2 separate regions of the Homo sapiens genome follow, and region 1 is linked to region 2. A link is a loop called in an ENCODE intact Hi-C map of the cell type or tissue named here. Cell type or tissue: CD4-positive, alpha-beta T cell. All regions are shown on one strand. Links, peaks and the distances in the headings refer to the core of each region. The heading gives the core; the rest is flanking DNA. Region 1 has its middle 14 kb from the start of HOMER3. Region 2 overlaps CERS1 (ceramide synthase 1).

Region 1 (15,911 bases), core at 3,473-11,472, 75 kb after region 2:
GGGCGGGAGAGCGAGACTCTTGTCTCAAAAAAAAAAAAAAAAAAAAATCTGGAGGGGTTGAGAATCAGCCAGCTCCATGGTGGATTGGTTTGAAGTCTTTTTGTTTTGTTTTGAGACAGAGTCTCGCTGTCATCCAGGCCAGAGTGCAGTGGCACAATCTCGGCTCACTGCAATCTCCCCCTCTCAGGTTCAAGCAATTCTGCTGCCTCAGCCTCCCGAGTAGCTGGGACTACAGGTGCGTGCCGCCACACCCAACTAATTTTTTCATTTTTAGTAGAGATGGAGTTTCACCATGTTGGCCAGGCTGGTCTTGAACACCTAACTTCAAGTGATCCGCCTGCCTGGGCCTCCCAAATTGCTGGGATTACAGGCGTGAGACACCACGCCCGGCCCAGGTCTGTTTTTGATGTGATACCATGGCCGGGAAAGGGGCTGCCAGGGGGTGGGAGTGGGGGTAGTCAGATGGGCCTGGTTTCATATCCCAAGTCCCACCAGCTTGCTGTGTGTTCCTGGGCATATAACCTTTCATGAACTCTTTGCACCTTTCCTGAGGGATGAAACAGGTGTAATTTAAAAAGGGTGCTTTAGGCACTGGGGGTCGGAGCATGGGCAAAGGCCCTGAGGTGGGGCCAGGCAGGACATGTTGCTGGTACATTAGACAGGTGTCTAGAGTGGAGTAAGTGGGAGAAAAGCTTATGGGACTGCTGAGACCTAGGGGGTCACAGGAACTGAGCAGAGCCTTGTGGGTCTTGGTGAGTTGTGTGGGTTTCATTCTGAAGGCACTGGGGAGCCATGGGGAGTTTGGAGCCAGAGAGAGAGGGAGTGGTCACATTGACACTGCAGGCCCTGGGCAGGGTTTCAGCTCTTAGGAAAGAACGAGGTGTCTGTCCATGTGCAGAATGGTCGCAGACCCTACCATTCTCTGAGCCTCAGTTTCCCCACCCTGAGCAGAGTCCTGAGACTAGGGCAGCCCCAGAACACAGTGAGCCCTCTGCCGGGGAAGCCCCACTCTACCCTGGAGCTCCCAAATGCTGGCTGTGCAGCCTACACGGCCTCCTCCCCGCCTGTCCCCCCATCCCACGCTCCTTCTGTGGCCTTGGGGGAGCAGCTGTGGGAACAGAGAGCAGAAGCCCGTGGGGAAGGCAGCTCAGAGGGCCTCTGGGGGCCGTGTTCCTGCTTGGTGACAGCCCACGTGGGGCTGCCGCGCGCCGAATGTTCTCACAGCAGCCAGGTGACTCACATGCTACAGCCTCTTCCCTGGGTCTGCCAGAGGGAGAGTATTCCTAGTCCCCAGGCACAGGCCGGGGTCTCTGGTTTGGCCACCTGTGCCCTGGCTATGCCCTCTAGGATCCCCCCCACCAACACACACCAAGGGACCCCTCTAACTGGCGATGCTGCCCACCTCCTTGCTCCAGCATCTTCCGTGGCTCTCCTGGACACCTCAGAGAGAGGCTCAAGCTCCTCATTGCCCATTGGTCAAGCTGCTCAGCCCCACTTCAGAGCACTTGTACTGGGTCCCACGTATGGCCTGAAATGCCAGCTCTAAGGCCATCTCCTCCAGGAAGCCTTCCAGCCCTCCCCACAACTCTGACAATCCTGACCCCCAGGACGAGGATGCGTCTGTGTCTGGCCCTGCCTCCCTCCCAGACTGGGGGCTAACTGGAGTCCAGGCCCAGGACCCAGGCCTCTCAGGGGCTCCACTGTTATCCAGTATAGGAGTGCACAGCAGGGGCTCTGGGGGAGGAAGGCAAGGTCCAAGTCTGGACCCCATGGGCCTGACATGTAACCAAATTATTTATGTATTTATTTATTTTTATTTATTTATTTTTTTTGAGACAGAGTCTCACTCTGCCACCCAGGCTGGAGTGCAGTGGCGCGATCTCGGCTCACTGCAACCTCCATCTGACAGGTTCAAGCAATTCTCGTGCCTCCGCCTCCTGAGTAGCTGGGACTACAGGCACGTGCCACCACACCCGGCTAAATTTTTTTTGTATTTTTAGTAGAGACGGGGTTTCACTGTGTTAGCCACAATGGTCTCGATTTCCTGACCTCGTGATCCGCCCGCCTCGGCCTTCCAAAGTGCTGAGATTACAGGCATGAGCCACCACGCCCGGCATTAATTTTTATTTTTTGAGAGACAAGGTCTAACTCTGCCGCCCAGGCTGGAGTGCAGTGGTGCGATCTCAGCTCACTGCAGCCTCAGCCTCTTGGGCTCAAGCGATTCTCCTGCCTCAGCCTCCCGAGTCACTGGGATTAGAGGTGTGAGCCACCAAGCCTGGCTAATTTTTTAATATTTTGTAGAGATGGGGTCTTCCTATGTTGTCCAAGCTGCTCTCTAACTCCTGGGCTCAAGCAATCCTCCTGCCTTAGCCTCCCACAGTGCGGAGATTACAGGCATAAGCCACTGCACCTAGCTAACCCATTTCATAGAAGAGAAAACTGAGGCTCAGGGAGCTTGTCAGTTCCCCAAAGTAAAAGTCAGCAGAAGGCTGGAGGTGGTAGCTCATGCCTGTAATCCCAGCTCTTTGGGAGGCGGAGGCAGGCTGCTCACCTGAGGTCAGGAGTTCAAGACCAGCCTGGCCAACATGGTGAAACCCCATCTCTACAAAAATACAAAAAAATGGGCCGGCCATGGTGGCTCATACCTGTAATCCCAGCACTTTGGGAGGCCGAGGTGGGCAGATCACAAGGTCAGGAGATAAAGACCATCCTGGCTAACACGGTGAAACCCCGTCTCTACTAAAAATACAAAAAATTAGCCAGGCATGGTGACAGGCGCCTGTAGCCCCAGCTACTGGGGAGGCTGAGGCAGGAGAATGATGTGAACCCGAGAGGTGGAGCTTGCAGTGAGCCGAGATCGTGCCACTGCACTCCAGCCTGGGTGACAGAGCAAGACTCCGTCTCAAAAAAAAAAAAAAAAAAGAAAAAGAAAAAAATAACCAGGCATGGTAGCTCATGCCTATACTCCCAGCACTTTGGGAGGCCGAGGTGGGTGAATCACCTGAGATCAGGAGTTCAAGACCAGCCTGACCAACATGGTGAAACCCTGTCTATACTAAAAATACAAAAATTAGCTCAGTGTGGTGGCACACGCCTGTAGTCCCAGCTACTCGGGAGGCTGCGGCAGGATAATCACTTGAACCCTTGAACCCGGGAGGCAGAGGTTGCAGTGAGCCAAGATCACGCCATTGCACTCCAGCTTGGGTGACCGAGTGAGACTTCATCTTAAAAAAAAAAAAAAAAAGGCCGGGCATGGCGGCTCACGCCTGTAATCTCAGCACTTTGGGAAGCCGAGGCGGGTGGATCACGAGGTCAGGAGATCGAGGCCATCCTGACTAACACGATGAAACCCCGTTTCTACTAAAAATACAAAAAATTAGCCGAGCGTGGTGGCAGGCGCCTGTAGTCCCAGCTACTTGGGAAGCTGAGGCAGGAGAATGGCGTGAACCTGGGAGGTGGAGCTTGCAGTGAGCCGAGATCACGCCACTGCACTCCAGCCTGGGCAACAGAGCGAGACTCTGTCTCAAAAAAAAAAAAAAAAAAGTCACCAGGAGGCTGGAGGTGGTGGCTCATTCCTGTAATCCCAGCACTTTGGGAGGCCAAACCAGGCAGATCACTTGAGGTCAGGAATTCGAGACCGGCCTGGCCAACATGGCAAAAACCTGCCTCTAGTAAAAACACAAAAAGTAACCCGGGCATGGTGGTGTGCACCTGTAACCCCAGCTACTCAGGAGGCTGAGGTGGGAGAATTGCTTGAACCCAGGAGTCAGAGGTTGCAGTGAGCCCAGATCACACCACTCCACTCCAGCCTGGACGACAGAGTGAGACTTTGTCTCAAAACAACAACAACAAAAAGTCAGCAGAGAGGAAAGGCTGGTCCTGGAACCCCAGTCTGAGAGGCCAAGTCTGCTCCTTGCAACCTCTGGAGCTTTGCTTACCCAGGGAGCAGGTTGGGGGGTTTGCTCATCCACCTGCAGGTGGATTTGGTGCAGCCTGGGCTCAAACTCAAGGGGTCCAACAGCCCTTCCTCCCTGAGCCTCTGTTTCCTCCTCTGTAAAGCAAGGATTATTCATCATTAACTCATGTTTATTAAGCACTTAAGGCATCCAGGTCTGTTAGGACACCCTGCCCTCAGGGACCTCATGTCTGGTAGACAAGGGAACGAGGAAATGACTTCTGACAGGATTTTGCAAAAGAAAGAAAACCAGGCAAAGCACCAGGTCAAGACTGCAGTGGTTGCTGAAGGCTACTTTGTGGAGGTGGTGATTCAGGGCAATAGCACGCCCAAAGGCCCTGAGGCAGGGATGTGTTCAGCCCCTTGGGACAGCATTGAGGAGGCGGCTGTGACTGAAGCAAAGTGAGTTGGGCAGAGTGGGGAGGGCACCATGTAGGCAGGGAGGGCTACAGGCTGGGCATCAGGGACCTGTGGGTCCCCAGGAAGGAATGCAGACTTTATACTTAGAGCACTGGGGAGCCACATAAGGCTTTTGAGCAGGAGAGGGCATGATCTGCTTTTTTTTTTTTTTTTTTTAGACAAGGTCTCACGCTTTCACCCAGGCTGAAGTGCAGTGGCGTGATCATGGCTCACTGCAGCTTCGACCTCCTGGTCTCAGATGATCCTCCCACCTCAGCCTCCCAGGTAGCTGGGACTACAGGTGTGCGCCACTATACCCAGTTGTGATCTTCTTTTGTGTTTAAATATTTGCAGCCGGGTGCGATGGCTCATGTCTGTAATCCCAGCACTTTGGGAGGCCGAGGCAGGAGGATCACTTGAGTCCAGGAGTTCGAGACCAGCCTGGCCAACGTGGTGAAACCCTATCTCTACTAAAAATACAAAAATTAGCCAGGTGTGATGGTGCATGCCTGTGGTCCCAGCTATTCGGGAGGCTGAGGCAGGAAAATCGCTTGAACCTGGGAGGTGGAGGTTGCAGTGAGCCGAGATGGCAGCATTGCACAACAGTCTGGGAAATAGCAAGACTGTCTCAAAAAAAAAAAAAAAAAAAAAGATTTGCAGCCAGGCACAGTGGCTCACACCTGTAATCCCAGGGCCTGAGGGAGGAAACTTGTCTTCATAAACCCTTTCCCATCTTCCTCTGTCTCTCACGAGGTCCTGGATGCTGGCCTCCGGGTCTTATCGCTGAAATCTCAGGCCTCCAACAGCAGGGAAACATCTGCTTTCCGGAGTTCAAGGATCTTCCAGCCCGGACGGAGGTCACAGGGAAGGAGGATCGCTGAAACAAAGAGAAAGGGTCACACGTTGGGCGCTGACTGCATCAACAGGGGAGACACTGGCCAGGTGCGGTGGCTCACTCCTCTAATCCCAGCACTTTGGGAGGCCGAGGTGGGTGGATCATTTGAGGTCAGGAGTTTGAGACAAGCCTGGACAACATGGTGAAACCCTATCTCTACTAAAAATACAAAAAAAAAAAATTAGCCGGGCATTGTGGCACACACCTGTAATCCCAGCTACTCAGGAGGCTGAGTCAAGAGAATCGCTTGAACCTGGGAGGCGGAGGTTTCAGTGAGCCAAGATCACGCCACTGCACTCCAGCCTGGGTGACAGAGTGAGACTCCACCTCAGAAAAATAAAAACACACAAACAAAAATTAGCCGGGCGTGGTGGCACACATCTGTAGTCCTAACTACTGGGGAGGCTGAAACAGGACAACTGCTTGAGCCCAGGAGGTCAAGGCTGCAGTGAGCTCAAATTGCACCGCTGCACTCTAGCGTGGGGGACAGAGCGAGACCTGTCTTGAAAAACAACAAAGAAAAAAAAAAAGAAAAACAACAAAGAAACAAATCCCAAAGTCAATGGGGACCAGAGTCTGGGGAAGGGTGTCAGTACACCCACATCTTGGGGTCCCCCCTAACACCTTGGGGTCCCTCAGGCTTTGGCATCTATCCTGGGACCCAGGAGGGATATAGCTGCTGGTGGCTGGGCCAAGCCCTTGGTGGTAACCCCACTGTTCTGGGGGGTACCATCCAGGGAGGTCATGACCAGTAGCTGAGGGGTTCCTGCAGGGCCCTTCCAGGTGGTAGGTGCTCAGGAGTTGGCTGTTAACAGGTCAGGAGAGTGAGAAACAGAAAGAAACATAGACATACAGACTTGGAGAGCAGTTGCTTGGGGGCTGGCCTCTCGCTTCTAGATGAGACCCTCTCCTGGGGGGCCACTCAGAGTCCATCTGGGACACCACAGCCATGCCCACATGCAAAACAGACATTGTGTAACTGGCCAGTGACCTCCAACTCACATCTGCCAGAGCCCTCCACCTTCTAGCAGTCACAGGGCCCAGGGTGGGTGTTGAGCAGCATCTGGACCTGGCTCGAAGGCAGCTGTCTGGAGTCCTGTGGGAGGAGGGGCTGGCCCTTGAAAAGGCACCTGGGGAGACCAGGTTGGATACAGGGATGCAAGGCACAGGCGCACTAGGGCCACTACCAGTGTGACAGTCTACACTGGGCTCTTCGAAGGGTAGGCGGGGTGCTTAGAGAGTGTTGGGGCTCAAGCTACACCTTTCCACTTCCTCACATGTTCATGCACCCACTCAATGCCTATCCATCCATCCACCCACCCATCCACCCACCCATCCACTCATTCGCCCATCCATCCATCCATCCATCCATCCATCCATCCATCCACCCACCCATCTGCCTGTCCGTCCATCCATCCATCCATCCATCCATCCACCCACCCACCCAGCCATCCATCCATCCATACACCTATCCATCTTCCCATCCATCCAACCATCTATCCGTCCACCCATTCTTCCATTCATCCATCCATCCATCCATCCACCCACCCATCCATCCATCCATACACCTATTCATCTGCCCATCCATCCACTCATCCACCCACCCATCCATCCATCCATACACCCATCCATCTTCCCATCCATCCAACCATCCATCCATCCACCCATTTACCCATCCATCCACATATCCACCTACCCATCCATCCATTCACCTATCCATCTTCCCATCCATCCAACCATCCATCCACCCACCCATCCACCCATCCACCCATCCATCCATCCACCCACCCATCCATCCATCCATACACCTATCCATCTGCCCATCCATCCACCCATCCACCCACCCATCCAGCCATCCATACACCCATCCACCTTCCCAACCATCCATCCATCCATCCACCCATCCACCCATCCATCCATCCACCCATCCACCCATCCATCCATCCACCCGCCCATCCATCCATGCATACACCCATCCATCTCCCCAACCATCCAACCATCCAATCATCTATCCATCCACCCATTCATCCATCCATCCATCCATCCATCCATCCATCCATTCATCCATCCATCCACCCACCCATCCATCCATCCATACACCTATCCATCTGCCCATCCATCCACCCATCCACCCACCCATCCATCCATCCATCCACCCATCCACCCATCCATCCATCTATCCATCCATCCATTCACCCAGCCATCTTCCCATCCATCCAACTATCCATTCATCCATTTACTATTCATTTATCTATCTATACACCCATCCATCCAACCATCCAACCGTGTGTACACTCATCTTCCCATATATTCATCCATTCATCGATCCATTATTTATCCATCCATCTGCCCATCCATCTGCCCAGTCACCCATCCAGTCATTTATCTTCCATCCCCCATCCATCCCCATCCATCCCACCATTCACCAATCCCCCATTCCTATCCCATCCATCCATGCTTCCATCCATCCACCCTCATATGCAGGCATCATCCATGATCCACCCAACTCTACTTCCACTTCTCATACTTCTACTCATTCTTCAAGCCCCAACTCCATGTGCCTTCCTCCTTGCAGCCCTTGGTGTGGCCCAGACCCTCCCTGTCCCTTCCTCTCACCCAGGCCCAACCCATGGAGCGAAGAGTGAATGCACCTGGCTCAGCTTTCAGACTGGAGGCTGCTCGAGAGCAAGGCCTGAGGCCGAGGTTTCTTGGGGGCCCAGCAGCACCAGTGTGAGGGGGCGCCGAGGAGAAGACCAGCAATTTCTGCCTGTGGGCCATTGAGGCATCAGGCCTCCAGGTCAGGGGGGATACCACCCCACCCACCAATAATAAAGCCCCTGTGATTTAAGCCCAATAAAAAGGCCCGGGGAAGGAATTCAGGCTTGGCCTGAGGCCACTCTGGGGTCAGCAAGAGCTCCAGCGACAGATATATCTGGGTTTGTGCTCCACTTTGTCACATGTGCACTGTGTGACACTGAAGAGGTCAGTTTACCTCTCTGAGCCTCAGTTTTCCCATTTGGAAATCAATCTGTCTCATGTTAATTGCACATTTACAAGGAGTTGAGGCCCACATCAGGCCCCATCAGCTGGGATGTATCAGCTCCACTCCAGGGGAGGGGCCAGGAGGAGCTGGGGTGAGGAGAACAGGAAGGGAGGTTGAGAAGGTGGATGGGGCCAGGCGCAGTGGCTTATGCCTATAATCCCAACACTTTTGGAGGCTGAGGCAGAAGGATCATTTGGGGCCAGGAGCTTGAGACCAGCCTGCCAACATAGCGAGACCCCATATCTACAAAATATAAAAAGATTAGCTGGGCATGATAGTGTACACCAGTGGTCCCAGCTACTCGGGAGGTTGAAGTGGGAGGATGGCTTGAGCCTAGGAGGTCGTGGCTGCAGTGAGCCGTGATGGCGCCTCTGTATTCCAGTCTGGATGACAGAGTGAAACCCTATCTCAAAAAAAAAAAAAAAAAAAAAAAAAGGTGGATGGCACTGGTGGGGGGATGGGAGGGGTGTGGGACATAGGTGTATGTTTCCTAATGGATTCAGAGTTCCATATTTTCTTTTTCTTTTCTTCCTTTTTTTTTTTTTTTGAGATGAAGTCTCACTCTGTCACCCAGGCTGGAATGCAATGGGATGACCTCGGCTCATTGCAACCTCCGCCTCTCAGGTTCAAGCAATTCTCCTGCCTCAGCCTCCCGAGTAGCTGGGATTACAGGCACGCGCCATCACGCCCAACTAATTTTTTTTTTTTTTTTTGAGACAGGGTCTTGCTCTGTCGCAGAGCTGGAGTGCAGTGGCATGATCTTGGCTCACTGCAACCTCTGCTTCCTGGGTTCAAGCGTTTCTCCTACCTCAGCCTCCCCAGTAGCTGGGATTACAGGCACTCACTACTATGCCCAGCTATTTTTTTTTTTTTATGTATTTTTAGTAGAGACGGGGTTTCACCATGTTGGTCAGGCTGGTCTTGAACTCCTGACCTCATTTTCTGCCCACCTCGGCCTTCCAAAGTGCTGGGATTACAGGCGTGAGCCACCACACCCAGCCAATTTTTGTATTTTTTAGTAGAGACGGGGTTTCACTATGTTGGCGAGGCTGGTCTCGAACTCCTGACCTCAAATGATCTGTCCGCCTCAGTCTTCTAAAGTGCTGGGATTACAGGCATGAGCCACCGTGCCGGCCTCTTTTCTGATTCTCCAAATAATGTATGCTCATTGTAAAAACAGTTTTAGAAAGCACAGACACGTGTAACGTAAATAATCTAAATAGGTCCCTTGTCATAGCGTTTAATTTCCTTTCTGAATTTTTAATACCTATTTACTTTATGCCTGGTGCTTATTGGTAAATTTTAAAATGCTGGCACAGGAAACAAACTAAGTAAACAAATTCAGATGCCATCCTTGCCCTTGGCCCTAGCTGACACGGACCAGGTGCTCTGTAAATATCTGTTGAGTGAACAAAATTTTAAAAATAAAATCAATGCCCAGAAATAACTGTTACTAACACGATGGTCTATTTCCATCTAGATTTTTTTTCTTTCTTTCTTTTTTTTCTTAGCCCAAATGGAATTACACTATACACATGATTTGTCAGTCAAGGCCAAATTCCAGTGTACATTCTTGAGTTCAGAGACTTCAGCATCACTCACCTTGAAGCTTTTCTATGGTTTGTTAAACAGATCTCCTATGGTTGGACATCTAGGTCACTCTCTGGGGACAGCCTAACAAATAGAATAACACATTTTCTTTTTTTTTTTTTTTTTTCTGAGACAGTCTCACTCTGTCGCCCAGGATGGAGTACAGTGGCGCAATCTCGGCTCACTGCAACCTCCACTTCCTGGGTTCAAGTGATTCTCCTGCCTCAGCCTCCCAAGTAGCTGGGACTACAGGCACCCACCACCACGGCCGGCTAAGTTTTGTGTTTTTAGTAGAGATGGGGTTTTACCATGTTGGCCAGGCTGGTCTCAAATTCCTGACCTCAAGTGATCACCGGCCTCGGCCTCCCAAAGTGTTGAGTTTACAGGCATGAGCCACCGAGCCCAGCCAAACACACGTTTTCAAGTTTTCTCCTTCTCCTTTTCCTTTTTTTTTTTTTTTTTGAGACAGGGGTCTCAGTATGTTGCCCGTCTGGAGTGCAGTGGCTATTCACAGGTGTGATCCCACTACTGATCAGCACAAGAATTTTACCTACTCAGTTTCCAACCTGGGCCGGTTCACCTCTCCTTAGGCAACCTGGTGGTGGTCTCCCGCTCCCTGGGAGGTCACCATATTGACACCAAACTTACTGTAGTCACCCAATTGGCATAGTGCACTACAGCCCAGAACTCCCGGATTCAAGTGATTCTTCCACCTCAGTCTCCTGAGTAGCTGGGACTACAGGCATTCATCCCTGAACCCAGCTTTTCAGCATTTTTGATGAATACTTAAGACCACATCACCTTCCATACAGGGGACCTTACTTGGCTCCCAGCAGTGATGGGTGAGTGTGTCCATTTCTCTGAATGTCTGACATTTGCAAATGAATGTTAGAGATATTTGCTTTGCAAGATGTAGATTAAAATCAGAAGCCATAAACCAGGCATGGCGCCTCGTGCCTATAATCCCAGCACTTTGGGAGGCCCAGGATGGAGGATCGCTTGAGTCCAGGAGTTCGAGACCAGCCTGGGCAACACAGCAAGATCCTGTCTCTACCAAAAAAAAGTTTTTGTTTTTGTTTTTGTTTTTTTGAGACAGAGTCTCACTCTGTCATCTAGGCTGGAGTGCAATGGCACAATCTTGGTTTACTGCAACCTCCGTCTCCCAGGTTCAAGCGATTCTCTCGCCTCTGCCTTATGAGTAGCTGGGACTACAGGCACGCACGACCATGTCCGACTAATTTTTGTATTTTTAGTAGAGACGGGGTTTCACCATGTTGGCCAGGCTGGTCTTGAACTCCCGACCTCAGGTGATTTCGCCCACCTCCTTGGCCTCCCAAAGTGCTGGGATTGATTACACACGTTTCCAAACAGTGGATCCCACAAGAAAAGAAGGTGTCATCGTAGGTGACAGAATGGAGGTCCCTGTCTGAGGGAGGGACCGCTGAGCCTCAAGTGAGTAGGCTACAAGGCTGGCAGGGAGGTCACCCCATCCTATGGCCTAAGATTGTCCCCAAACATAAAGCTTGAACCCTGAGGCCCCTTGATTGGTTTCCTTGGTCCTTGGCCAGCATTTAAACTCTCCTTTTTTTAAATTTCTTGAGACAGTTTCTCACTCCGTCACCCAGGCTAGAGTGCAGGGCACAATCTCGGCTCACTGCAACCTCTGCCTGTTGGGTTCAAGTGATTCTCCTGTCTCAGCCCCCATGAGTAGCTGGGGCTACAGACATGCGCCACCATGCCCTGCTAATTTTTGTATTTTTAGTAGTAACAGGGTTTCACCATGTTGATCAGGCTGGTCTTGAACTCCTGACCTCAAGTGATCCACCTGCCTCGGCCTCTCAAAGGTGCTGGGATTACAAGGGTGAGCCACCGTGCCCAGCCTACACTCTCTTGACAAAGGTTTTTATAAATCCCAATTTGGCTGGGTGCCGTGGCTCATGCTTGTAATCCCAGTACTTTGGGAGGCTGGGGCCAGGGGATCACTTGAGCCCAGGAGATTGAGACCAGTCTGGGGCAACATGGCAAAACCCATCTCTACAAAAAATAAAATAAAATTAGCCAGGCATGGTGGTGCATGCCTGTGGTCCAAGCTTCTTAGGAGGCTGATGTGGGAGGATCGCTTGAGCCCAGGAATTAGAGGCTGCAGTGAGCCATGATTGTGCCACTGTACTCCAGCCTGGGTGACACAGTGAGACCCTGTCTCGGAAAATAAATAAATAAAAGACTGTCTGGGCCAGGTGCCGAGGCTCACGCCTGTAATCCCAGCACTTTGGGAGGCTGAGGCGGGCAGATTGCTTGAGCCTGGTAGTTTGAGACCAGACTGGCCATCATAGTGAAATCCCATCTCTACTAAAAATAAAAAAATTAGTTGGGTGTGGTGGCGCACACCGATAGTCCCAGCTACTTGGGAGACTAAGGTGGGAGAATCACTTGAGCCTGGGATCAAGGCTGCAGTGAGCCGTGATCAACCTCTGCACTCCAGCCTGTGTGACAGAGTGAGGCTCTGTTTCAAAACACCACCAATGACAAGAAAACCCATGACCGTCCGGGCGCGGTGGCTCGTGCCTGTAATCCCAGCACTTTGTGAGGCCGAGGTGGATGGATCCTGAGATCAGGGGTTTGAGACCAGCCTGGCCAACATGGTGAAACCCCATCACCACTAAAGATACAAAAAATTAGTCGGGCGTGGTGGCACGTACCTGAAATCCCAGCTACGTAGGAGGCTGAGGTAGGAGAATCGCTTGAACCCGGGAGGTGGAGGTTGCAGTGAGCCGAGATCGTGCCATTGCACTCTAGTCTGGGCAACAGAGCAAGACTCCGTCTCAAAAAAAAAAAAAAAAAGAAAATCCATGAGCACTCAGACCTGCAGCCAGTGAAGGCAAGGTAGAGATGGGACCCCACCCTTCAGCCTGTGTCTTACATTTTTAGGGGGCTAATTTAATTTAGAATGTCCAGCAGGGAAGTGTGTCTAGCTGTCCAGTGAGGGGAGCCTCAAGCTATCTTCCCACCTCAGCCTCCCAAACCACTGGGATTACAGGCATGAGTCACTGTACCTGGCCTGAAGGTCCCTTTTACAGATAAGAAAACTGAGGTTCAGGGCCGGCTTCTGCCCCTGCCCAACCTGCTGGCTTCTTCCTCAGCCAGCCCTCTCCAACTACTGCCTATTTCTTTTTTTCTTTCTTTCTCTTTTTTTGAGACGGAGTCTCGCTCTGTCAACAAGGCTGGAGTGCAATGGCATGATCTCGGCTTACTGCAACCTCTGCCTCCCAGGTTCAAGTGATTCTCCTGCCTCAGCCTCCTGAGTAGCTGGGATTACAGGCATGCACCACCATGCCCGCATAATTTTTTTTTTTTTTTTTTTTTGAGACGGAGTCTCGCTCTGTCTCCCAAGCTGGAGTGCAGTGGCGCGATCTCGGCTCACTGCAAGCTCCGCCTCCCGGGTTCACGCCATTCTCCTGCCTCAGCCTCCCGAGTAGCTGGGGCTACAGGCGCCCGCCACCACACCGGGCTAATTTTGTTTTTGTATTTTTAGTAGAGACGGGGTTTCACCGTGTTAGCCAGGATGGTCTTGATCTCCTGACCTCGTGATCCGCCCGCCTTGGCCTCCCAAAGTGCTGGGATTACAGGCGTGAGCCACAGCGCCCGGCTCTTTTTTTTTTTTTTTTTGAGACAGAGTCTCACTGTTGCCCAGGCTGGAGTGCAGTTGCGCCATCTCGGCTCACTGCAACCTCCGCCTCCTGAGTTCAAGCGATTCTCCTGCCTTGGCCTCCCTAGTAGGTGGGATTACAGGCGTGCACAACCATGCCCTGTTAATGTTTGTATTTTTAGTAGAGACGGGATTTCACCATGTTGGCCAGGCTGGTCTCGAACTCCTGACCTCAGGTGATCCACCCGCCTCAGCCTCCCAAAGTGTTGGAATTACAAGTGTGAGCCATCATGGCCAGCCACTACTGCCTATTTCTGCATCTCCTGTTCCAGACAAACGGAAGAAACAAGGCCATTTATTGAGCGCCGGTGATATGCTGAGCGCTCAACCTGCATCCTCAAAGATCGTCGATCCAACAGCCTGCTAGGAGTGGATCAATCGAGTCACAGAGGGGGCTCGACCCCCACTCACTGTAGAGAGGGGAAAGCTGAGGTTCAGAGGTGAAACGATACTCCCGGGGTCACACGGCAAGGACATGTAGGGGCAGGTTTTGGGACGAGGCTATTCCTGCATCCACGGTATAGAAAGAAGGCGGGGCGCAAAGGTCAGCCGGTGCTAGGGACCAGACAGCGGCCCATAGGGAGGAGTGGACTTGGGTCCAGGATGCGCCTGATGGGGCGGGGCTATCTTTATTGGGTGGGCAGTGCAGGACCAGGCTGCCCCATCAGGTGGAAGCGGGGCGAAGTGCACCTGTGCAGAGGGTTTGGGGGCGTGGCTAGAGGCTGAGATGCGCCGGGTGGGCTGGGGCTGGGGCTGGGGCTGGGCGGAGCGGGCGGCTCAGCACTGCAGCGGAAGAGCTTTCTTGCTACACGCAGTTGAGGCTAAGCTACCAGCAGGATGAAAGGATCCTGCTGTGGGTGATCGTGCACAAATAAGGCTGCGAGGTCACGTCGTCCATGCACTGAGAGAAACGAGAGGACCCCCGGCCTCAGCTCCTAGTCCAGCAAATGGAGGCACCATCCTTGACTCCTGTCTGTGCCTGTCTGCGCCTCAGCAAGCCTCAGTCTCCATATCTGTCGAATGGGCATGCCATCCCCGAGATGGAAGGGACCTTTTGTGCACCAGAGCTGGTCCCTTCCTTGTGCCCCCACAGCCTCAGAATAAAGCCAAACACCTCACCTGTCCACCCTCAACTCCCTCCACCATCCCCCTTATTCACTGTACTCCAGCCACAGGCTTCCCAGTTGGTCTTTGCACAGGGCAACAACATTACCGCCCCAGAGCCTTTGCATATGCTATCTGAGCCGCCTACTCTCAGTTCTTCCCTATGACTAACTGCTCCTTTAGGAGTCGACTAAATGCTACCATCCTGGCCAAAATAGCCTCCCCTCTCTGCAGTTTCAAATCCATGGAGGGAGTGGATTTTGGGCTAACTGGATACTACTACAAAAAATATACATATATATGCCCGGTGCAGTGGCTCACGCCTGTAATCCCAGCACTTTGGGAGGCCGAAGCAGGCGAATCACCTGAGGTCAGGAGTTCGAGACCCATCTGGCCAACATGGCAAAACCCCATCTCTACTAAAAATACAAATAAATTAGCCGGCTATGGTGGCACACGCCTGTAATCCCAGCTACTTGGGAGGCTGAGGCAGGGGAATCGCTTGAACCGGCGAGGCGGAGGTTGCAATGAGCCAAGATCGCGCCACTGCACTCTCTGGGGGATAGAGCGAGACTCTGTCTCCAAAAAAATAAAATAATAATTCCAAATGGACCTGAGATGTGAATATGCACCCTGCGAACACTAGAAGAGGCTATGTGCAGCCAGGTGTAGTGGCGCATGCCTGTAATCCTAGCATTTTGGGAGACTGAGGCAGGTGGATCACCTGAGGTCAGGAGTTCGAGACCAGCCTGGCCAACATGGTGAAACACTGTCTCTACTAAAAATACAAAAACTTAGCCGGTCATGATGGCAGGTGCCTGTAATCCCAGCTACTCCAGAGGCTGACCCAGAAGAATTGCTTGAACCCGGGAGGCAGAGGTTGCAGTGAGCCGAGGTCGTGCCACTGTACCCCAGCCTGGGCAACAAGAGCAAAACTCCGTCTCAAAAAAGAATAATAATAATAAGAGGGTATGTGTGCATTTCTGTAAGGTCTGGGAAGGGAAAGAGCTTTCATAATGATCAATCAGAGCCCAGGAGCAACAATGGGAAGGACGTGTGTATTCATACATGTATGTGTGTGTGTAAGAGTAAAATAGGCCGGGTGCGGTGGCTCATGCCTGTAATCCCAGCACTTTGGGAGGCCGAGGCAGGCAGATCACTTGAGGTCAGGAGTTCGAGACCAGCCTGGCCAACATGGTAAACCCTGTGTCTACTAAAA
Region 2 (8,000 bases), core at 1-8,000:
CTTTTTTTCACTGCAACCTCTGCCTCCCGAGTTCAAGCGATTCTCCTGCCTCAGCCTCCTGAGTAGCTGGGATTGCAGGCGTGCGCCATCATGCCTGGATAATTTTTCGTATTTTTAGTAGAGATGGGGTTTCACCATGTTAGCCAGGCTGGTTTCCAACTCCTGACTTCAAGTGATCCACCTGCCTTGGCCTCCCAAAGTGCTGGGATTACAGGCGTGAGCCACCGCGCCTGGTCTTCAATGCCATTTTTGATGGTCTCTCATACCTGTTTTTAAAATAAACTTTTTTGTTTGTTTTGGTTTGTCTTTTTTCTTTGTTTTGAGACAGGGTCTTGCTCTGTTGCTCTGGAGTATAGTGGTGTGATCACGGCTCACTGCAGCTCCCTGGCTTAAGTGATCCTCCCACCTCAGCCTCCTGAGTAGCTGGGACTATAGGTGTGTGCCACAACACATGGCTGTTTTTTGTTTTGTTTTGTTTTGATTGGGTTGTGTGTGTGTGTGTGTGTGTGTGTGTGTGTAGGAACTGCATATCCCTATATTGCCCAGGCTGGTCTTGAACACCTGGCCTCAAGCCATCCTCCTGCCTTGGCCTCCCAAAGTGCTGGGATTACAGACGTGAGCCACCACGCCTGGCCAAACTTTTTTATTTTAGATTAATTTTAGATTTACAGAGATGCTACAAAGGGAGTAGAGGGAGCTCCTGTCACCTCCATCCAGCTCCCCTGACATTACAGCTTACATTTCCATGGCACATGGGTTGCAGCTAAAGAAACCGACATTGGTGCTTTGCTATTAACTAAACTCTCCACATGATTTGAATTCACCAGCTTCTTGGTGAAGGTCCCTTTCCTGGTCCAGGAGCCCATGCTGCAGGTGGCATCTGTCTCCTTGGTCTCCTCTGACCCTGGATTGTTCCTCGGTCTTTCCCTGATTCCCATGATCTTGACAGTTTCTGGGCATCCTGACGGGCTCTTTTGGAAGACGTCTCTCAGCCTGACTGCCTTCGTCCCATCCTGTTTTATACCCAACTGCACTAACTCCGGCTGTCCTTGGAGAATCGAATTCTGCTGGTGGTGCCTATGGGATCAATCATCACAGGGTGTTCCCTGATACTCTCTGGCACTTCTGTACAGGGTGCATGCTTTGCTGTCCTAGAGGACATGCCAGCTCTTACCCTGTGTTCTGATGAGACATCCTCAGCGGGGACAGAGCCAGACACTGGTGGGGCTGGGAGGTCTGGCTTCCTCTTGTTCTGGGTTCTGCACCTCCGAGGATGTCCCCACCATGAGCTCACTGTTCTACAGCAAGAGGACCTTCCTGGTGTCTAGATGTGGCCAAACTGGTGCCCCCTTTAGCCATCGCCACCTTTGGAAGACTCCTTGGAGAGACCTAGCTGATCTCTGGAGAATTCCCGACTCAGGCCGGCTGCAGTGGCTCATGCCTGTAATCCCAGCAGCTTTGGGAGGCTAAGGCATGTGGACCACTTGAGCCCAGGTGTTTGAGACCAGCCTGAGCAACATGAGGAAACCCCAGCTCTACAAAAAATACAAAAGTTAGCACAGCATGGTGGTGCATGCCTGTGGGCCCAGCTACTTGGGAGGCTGAGGCAGGAGGATCACTTCCTGGGCCTGGGAGGCGGCGGTTGCAGCGAGCCGAGATCGTGCCACTGCACACTCCAGCCTGGACGACAGAGTGAGACCCTGTCTCAAAAAAAAAAAAAAAAAAGAATTCTTGACTCATGCTCAAAGGACAGCGCAATCTAACACCCTCAAAAGGAGGCTCCTAACGCCGCATCTGCCAGAACCCATGTGACCCTCTGCCCCAATCCCATCTCAGTCAATACCAGCTCGAGCCAAAAGTCTTGAGTCGTCTTTGATTCTTTTATTTCTGTTTCATCTACACCCAAGGCGAATCTGATGGGTTCTCCCTTCCAAACAGGGTGGGGGGTCTGACGCTCCTCTGCCTGGCTACAGCCCCGGATGTGTTAAATGTCTGCATCTCGCACCTCCCGTTCCAAAAAACGTCACGGAGCTCTGAGCCACTGCTTCCCTGAAACCATCGTTCCCACGTCACCGATGGCCCCCACCGGCCAAATCAGAGGGCCTGGCTGGTCGGCACCTTCCAGGGCCTTCCACAACCTCCTGCCCCGGCTCCTGCTCAAACACTCCTCACGTTGCCTATGAGACACTGCACACCCGACTCTGCTTGTTACCCAGTTTGGCCTCCGTTCATCCCTGGCCCAGACACCCCCTGCCTGCCCCAGGCCTGGGGCTTCGGACACCATCTGGCTGTCACCCAGGGCTGGTGAGGCTCGTGGGCTATCTCCTTCCCCAGGACTCCCACCTGGGCTGGACTGAGTCTGAGCTCCCAGCCCCAGCTCCTGTTTGGCCGGGCAGTGGGCTCCCCTGTCAAACTCAGAGGCCAGGATGTCTCGGCCCAGATGGAGCCTGGGTTCTCTCTGTGGCCCTTGGCGTTCCTTCCTCCCCAGCCCCACTGCCACCAGCTCCAGTGGCGACATGGGTCAGAGGTCGTCATCCAGGCTGGCCAGCAACTACTCCTCACCACCCACAGGGCCCTGGCTCGCCACTCCCGCCACACCAGCCACTAGGCCTGGCCCTCAGTGTCCCTACCGCTGAGACCCTGCCTGTCGCCCTGCCTGCCCCTCCCCAGCCTCTCCCTCCCCTTCCTCACTGTCCTGTCCTTCAGGGTACTGGCCACATCGTCCACGCCTTTATTGCAGTCTCTGTTTTGGAGTAGGCTTGGGGGGCAGCATCCGCGTCGGCCTCATCTGCTGCTGGGTCTTGGGGGCCTGCCCACGAACACGCTTGGACGGGTGACACTAAAGGAGGGAACGCGGGGTGCGGGCCCCTCCACACTCACTCGGCTTTGCTGGGCTTCAGGCTCTGGGCCTCGGCTGTGTCATACTCCCGCAGGTCCTTCAGCTCGTGCACCTGGCCTGTCAACACCTTGGCTGCAAACGCCACGATGTACTGCGAGAGGGGAGGGGAGGTGCCAGTGAGAAGAAAGCCCCCACGCCACTGCCCTGCTGACAGCCATGTGCTCCTGTCCCGGGCCCTCCACACGGGCTGTCTGCCACCTAACGTGCCCCTCCCCGGGACTGCCTGAGGAGGGGACAGGGATTGGGACGAGGACGGGACCGCCACTGTGGAGGAGAGCCGGGGCCGACTCACCAGGAACCAGTAGAGGTTCATAAGGGTGAGCAGCAGCAGGAGCGCATTGAAGAAGAAGTAGAAGGGGATGTCAGGCACCGTGCGCAGACTGCAGTGACTGGTGGCATACAGGACCTTGAGCGGGAACCAGTAGAGGCGGAACCAGAACCTGCGGTGGGAGGAGTCAGGAGGCCGTGGGTGGAGGGGGACGGTGCCCTACCCAGTCCCTGTCCTATCCCGTCCTAGACCCACCCTTGCCCCCTTATCCCATCCTTGCCCACCTCTGCCCACCTGTTTCTACTACTGCTCTGTCCTTCCCCTCCCCTGCCATGCCCCGCCCACCTCGCCAAGGCCCCACATCCTTCCCCGCCTGGCCCCCCACTTCCCTGCCAGGCCTCACCCACCTCGCCAAGGCCCCACCTCCTCCCCTTCCCAGTCCCTCCCCTTCTCTGCTAGGCCCCACCTACCTCACCAAACCCCACCTCCTTCCCTGCCCAGTCCCTCCCCTTTCCTGCCAGGCCCCACCCACCTCACCAAGGCCCCACCTCCTTCCCTGCCCAGTCCCTCCCCTTCTCTGCCAGGCCCCGCCCACCTCACCAAGCCCCCACCTCCTTCCCTGCACAGCGCCTCCCTTTCTCTGCCAGGTCTTCCCCACCACACCAAAGCCCTACCTCTTTCTCTGCCTAGCCCTACCCCAACCCTGCTTGGCCCCACCCCTGGCTTGCTCTGTATTAGTCTAGCTCTTCCCCTTCCATGCCTGGCCCAACCTATCTCACCAGGCCCCTCCCCTTCCTGGATCCACCCACCTCACCTGGCTTATCCTTTTCTGCCCAGCCCCACTCCTAGCTCAGTTGGCCCCACCCTTGTCCTACTCCTTTCCTGTATAGCCCCGCCCCTTCAGTCCCACCCAAATCATGAGGCCCCTCCCCTGTCATGCCACACACCCACCTCACCGGGCCCCGCCTCCTTCCCTGCCTGGTCCCGCCCCTTTTCTGGACACACCCACCTCACCAGGCCACACCTCCCTCCCTGCCCAGCACTCCCTACCACTCACCAGCTGAAGCCGAAGCTGAGGCAGCCCAAGTCTGCTGCCAAGGCATGCAGCCGATGGTAGGAGCCGCCGCGGGACTTGAAGTAAATGTTGAGCTTGGTGAACTCAAGCTGCACGTCACTGATATCGTGCAGGAAGAGCACAAGGATGCCCACATTGTGGTACCTGGGGGAGCAGCAGGCAGAGAGGAGAGGGCAGCTCACATTGGGGGACCTCCACTCTGCACTAAGGCCCCCAGCAGAGTCCCTGGGCTACACCTCAGGCTCCCCGTGGGCCTCTTCAAAGCCACCCTTCCTGCCTCGCCTGCCCTGCCCATCTCCACTTCCCAGGATGCCCTTTCCTCACTGTCCCCCACTTAGCCGTGCACCCCCAACCAGACCCTCATCTTCCCTGCCTCAGTGTCCCCATGTGGCCCAGGGAGCTCCCTGGAAGTTTATTTTTCTTTTGAGACAGGGTCTTGCTCTGTGGCCCAGGCTGGGGTGCAGTGGTGTGATCGGGCCCACTGCAGCCTCAAACTCCTAGGCTCAAGTGATCCTCCCACCTCAGCCCCCGGAGAAGCTGGGACTACAGGAAAGCAACACCACACACGGCTAATTTTTTTAATTTTTAGTAGAGACTGGGTCTTGCTATGTTGCCCAGAATGGCCTCAAACTCCTGGGCTCAAGCGATCTTCTCACCTTGGCCTCCCAAAGTGCTGGGATTACAGGCGCGAGCCACTGTGCCCGGTCTTGGAAGTTCCTTGCTGGCCCCTCCTCATCTTGGTGACCTCTGACCCTCTATGACCCCCGACTCTCACAGGCCTGGGGTACTCTGTGTCCAGATCCTCCATGAGCTTGTCCCTCACTTTGGACACCACCACCATGATGAGACTTCCAGGTCTGTACGTGCAGCCTGGCCATCGCTGCAGGAAAGGCCTCTGCCGCAGCCCATCAGGATCCTTTTTTTTTTTAATTTTTTTTTTTTTTTGAGACAGAGTCTTGCTCTTGTTGCCCAGGCTGGAGCGCAATGGCACGATCTCAGCTCACCGCAACCTCCACCTCCCGGGTTCAAGCAATTCTCCTGCCTCAGCCTTCCCAAGTAGCTGGCATTACAGGTATGTGCCACCACGCCCAGTTAATTTTGTATTTTTAGTAGAGACGGGGTTTCACCATGTTGGTCCCGCTGATCTCGAATTCCCAACCTCATGTGACCCACCCGCCTTGGCCTCCCGAAGTGCTGGGATTACAGGTGTGAGCCACCGTGCCCGGCCCCATTAGGATCTTAATAAGCCCGAAGGCCATCCCCTGTCCTTCCACAGAGTCTCCATCTGACAGATGAGCTGCCCGAGGGTCCTGGATTCACCCTGGACGTGGGGAAGTGTCTCTCACCAAGTCCCTGTTCCTTGCTCTGTCTCCTGACAGCTCCTGGGCTCCTGCCACAGGTCCTTTGCACGTGCTGTCCCCATGACCCAGCATGCCAGTGCCTGGCATTCAGCACCTCCCTTCACTCCTTTCAGTCTCTGCTCATCTGCTCATCTGTCACCCCCAGACCAACTAACACCTAACACCTGCAGCCACAATTTTTTTTTGGAGACACAGCCTCACTCTGTTGCCCAGGCTGGAATGCCTCGGCTCACAGCCACCTCTGCCTCCCGGGTTCAAGCGATTCTCCCACCTCAGCCTCTTGAGTAGCTTGGACTACAGGCACTCATCACCATGCCCAGCTAATTTTTTTATTTTTAGCAGACACAGGGTTTCACCATGTTGGCCAGGCTGTTCTCAAACTCCTGACCTCAGGTGATCCACCCACCTCGGCCTCCCAAAGTGCTGGGATTACAGGCATGAGCCACTGCACCTGGCCTTTTCTCCATAATTCTTATCACCTTCAAATGAACTGTTCCTTCCTTCCTTTTTGGTTCTATCATCTGATTCTGCCCTCTAGAGAGCCTTGAATTATAGAACTTTCTAGAACTATGGGAATGTTCTAAACCTGTACTGTCCAACATGGGAGCCACCAGCCACTTGTGGCCACTGAGCCCTTGAACTGTGGCTTGTGTGGCTGAGGAATGGAATAGGGGCTTTTTAAAATTATTTTTTAAACTAACCAGACGTGGTGGCTCACACCTGTAATCCCAGCACTTTGGGAGGCCGAGGCAGGTGGATCACTTGAGGTCAGGAGTTCGAGTCCAGCCTGGCCAACATGGTGAAACCCCATCTCTACTAAAAATATAATAATTAGCCGGTGTGATGTCATACCCCTGTAATCCCAGCTACTTGGGAGGCTGAGGCGAGGCGGGAGGATTGCTTGAACCTGGGAGCCGGAGGTTGCAGTAAGCCAATGTCATGGCACTGCACTCCAGCCTGGGCGACAGAGCGAGACTCTGTCTCAAAAAAATAAGTAAGTAAATAAATAAGATAAAGTAATTTTAAAAATGTATTTATGTACGTGTTTGTTTATTTTTGAGACGGAGTCTCGCTCTGTCGCCCAGGCTGGAGTGCAGTGGCATGATCTCGGCTCACTGCAACCTCCGCCTCCCGGGTTCATGCCATTCTCCTGTCTCAGCCTCCTGAGTAGCTGGGACTACAGGCGCCCACCACCACGCCCAGCTAATTTTTGTATTTTTAGTAGAGACACGGTTTCACTGTGTTAGCCAGGATGGTCTCGATCTCCTGACCTCATGATCCGCTCGCCTCGGCCTCGCAAAGTGGTGGGATTACAGGCGTGAGCCACCGCACTCAGCCTAAAAATTTATTTATTAGAGACAGGGTCTCCCTACGTTGCCTAGGTTGAACTCAAACTTCTGGGTTCAAGCAATCCTCCTGACTCAGCCTTCTAAGTAGCTGGGGGACTACAGGCATGAGCTACTGCTCCTGGAGTTTTATTTAAGTCTAATTAAAGTTGAAAGGGCCACCTCTTTGTTGCTCTATATTTGTGGGGCGTGGCTACCCTATTATCGCAGCTAGAGCAGCTAGTCCCGTAGGAATAGTATATGAGCAGTGTATTTCATTTTAAAGTTTCTATTGGCCACATTTAACAAGAAAGAGAAAAGAACAGGTAATATTAATTTTAATAATGCATTCTAATTAATTCAGTATATCCAAAATATTGTCATTTCAATATGGAGTCGAGATAACAAGGCCAGGCGTGGTGGCGCACACCTGTAATCCCCACACTTCGGGGAGCTGAGGTGGGAGGATCACTTGAGCCCAGGAGGTCCAGGCTGCAGTGAGCAATGGTCACGCCACTGCACTCCAGCCTGGGTGACAGAGTGAGACCTTGTCTCAAAAAAAAAAGAGAGAGAGAAATAAAAGGGTGGATAAGATATTTTCACTCGTTTGTATGTGAAGGCTTTGAAGCCGGGTGGGTTTTATGCACACAGCATGGTGAGGTTTGGACAGACTCCATCTGAAAGGCTCACTGACGGCTGTGGTTGGCTCTAGAACATCAGGGTGTGTCAGCTGCGTTCACAGCCATGCCCCCATTGCTTGGGCGTGGCAGGTGCTCAGGAACTCCTGGGTGTGTGACCTGGCTGGTCAAGGGCAGCGTCTGAAGAGCTGGGTGGGTGAGTGGGGTGGGGTGGCTATGGCTCTCTGGGCCTGTTTCACCCCATCCCAGCGGAATCTCCCTCAGGAATCTCCGGGCCCACATCCCCTCCTCAGCCTTCCTGCCTCTGGTCTGTCCCCTCGTCGGACCCCTGAGCACTCTGACCTTGGAACCCTGAGCACTCCGACCTGATGTGATCCCCTCCACGGCCTCCTCTGTGCCCCGCCGCAACATCAGCCTCCGCACTCTGTGTGGGC

The links. Peaks named below come from ENCODE experiments on the same cell type or tissue, not always from the same donor. Only the 100,000 strongest peaks of a DNase experiment are listed, where the experiment ranks them.
Region 1: it touches region 2 in a loop (2.2-fold over the local background); 3 of 110 quality-filtered maps call a loop at or near these places.

The regions. Positions count from the first base shown.
Region 1 is chr19:18,947,614-18,963,524 of GRCh38, forward strand. It overlaps the pseudogene RN7SL70P. Among named protein-coding and RNA genes, the nearest start is that of HOMER3, 14 kb to the left of the region's middle. In CD4-positive, alpha-beta T cell, for the core only: no CTCF peak of the experiment used is centred there; no DNase peak of the experiment used is centred there.
Region 2 is chr19:18,876,050-18,884,049 of GRCh38, forward strand. CERS1 (ceramide synthase 1) reads right to left here. Exons shown (of 8, transcript NM_021267.5): 4 at 4,225-4,386; 5 at 3,192-3,339; 6 at 2,881-2,990. GDF1 (growth differentiation factor 1) reads right to left here. Exons shown (of 8, transcript NM_001492.6): 4 at 4,225-4,386; 5 at 3,192-3,339; 6 at 2,881-2,990. Among named protein-coding and RNA genes, the nearest start is that of CERS1, 16 kb to the right of the region's middle. RefSeq lists a silencer at 4,153-4,202. In CD4-positive, alpha-beta T cell, for the core only: no CTCF peak of the experiment used is centred there; a DNase peak (open chromatin) is centred at 3,892.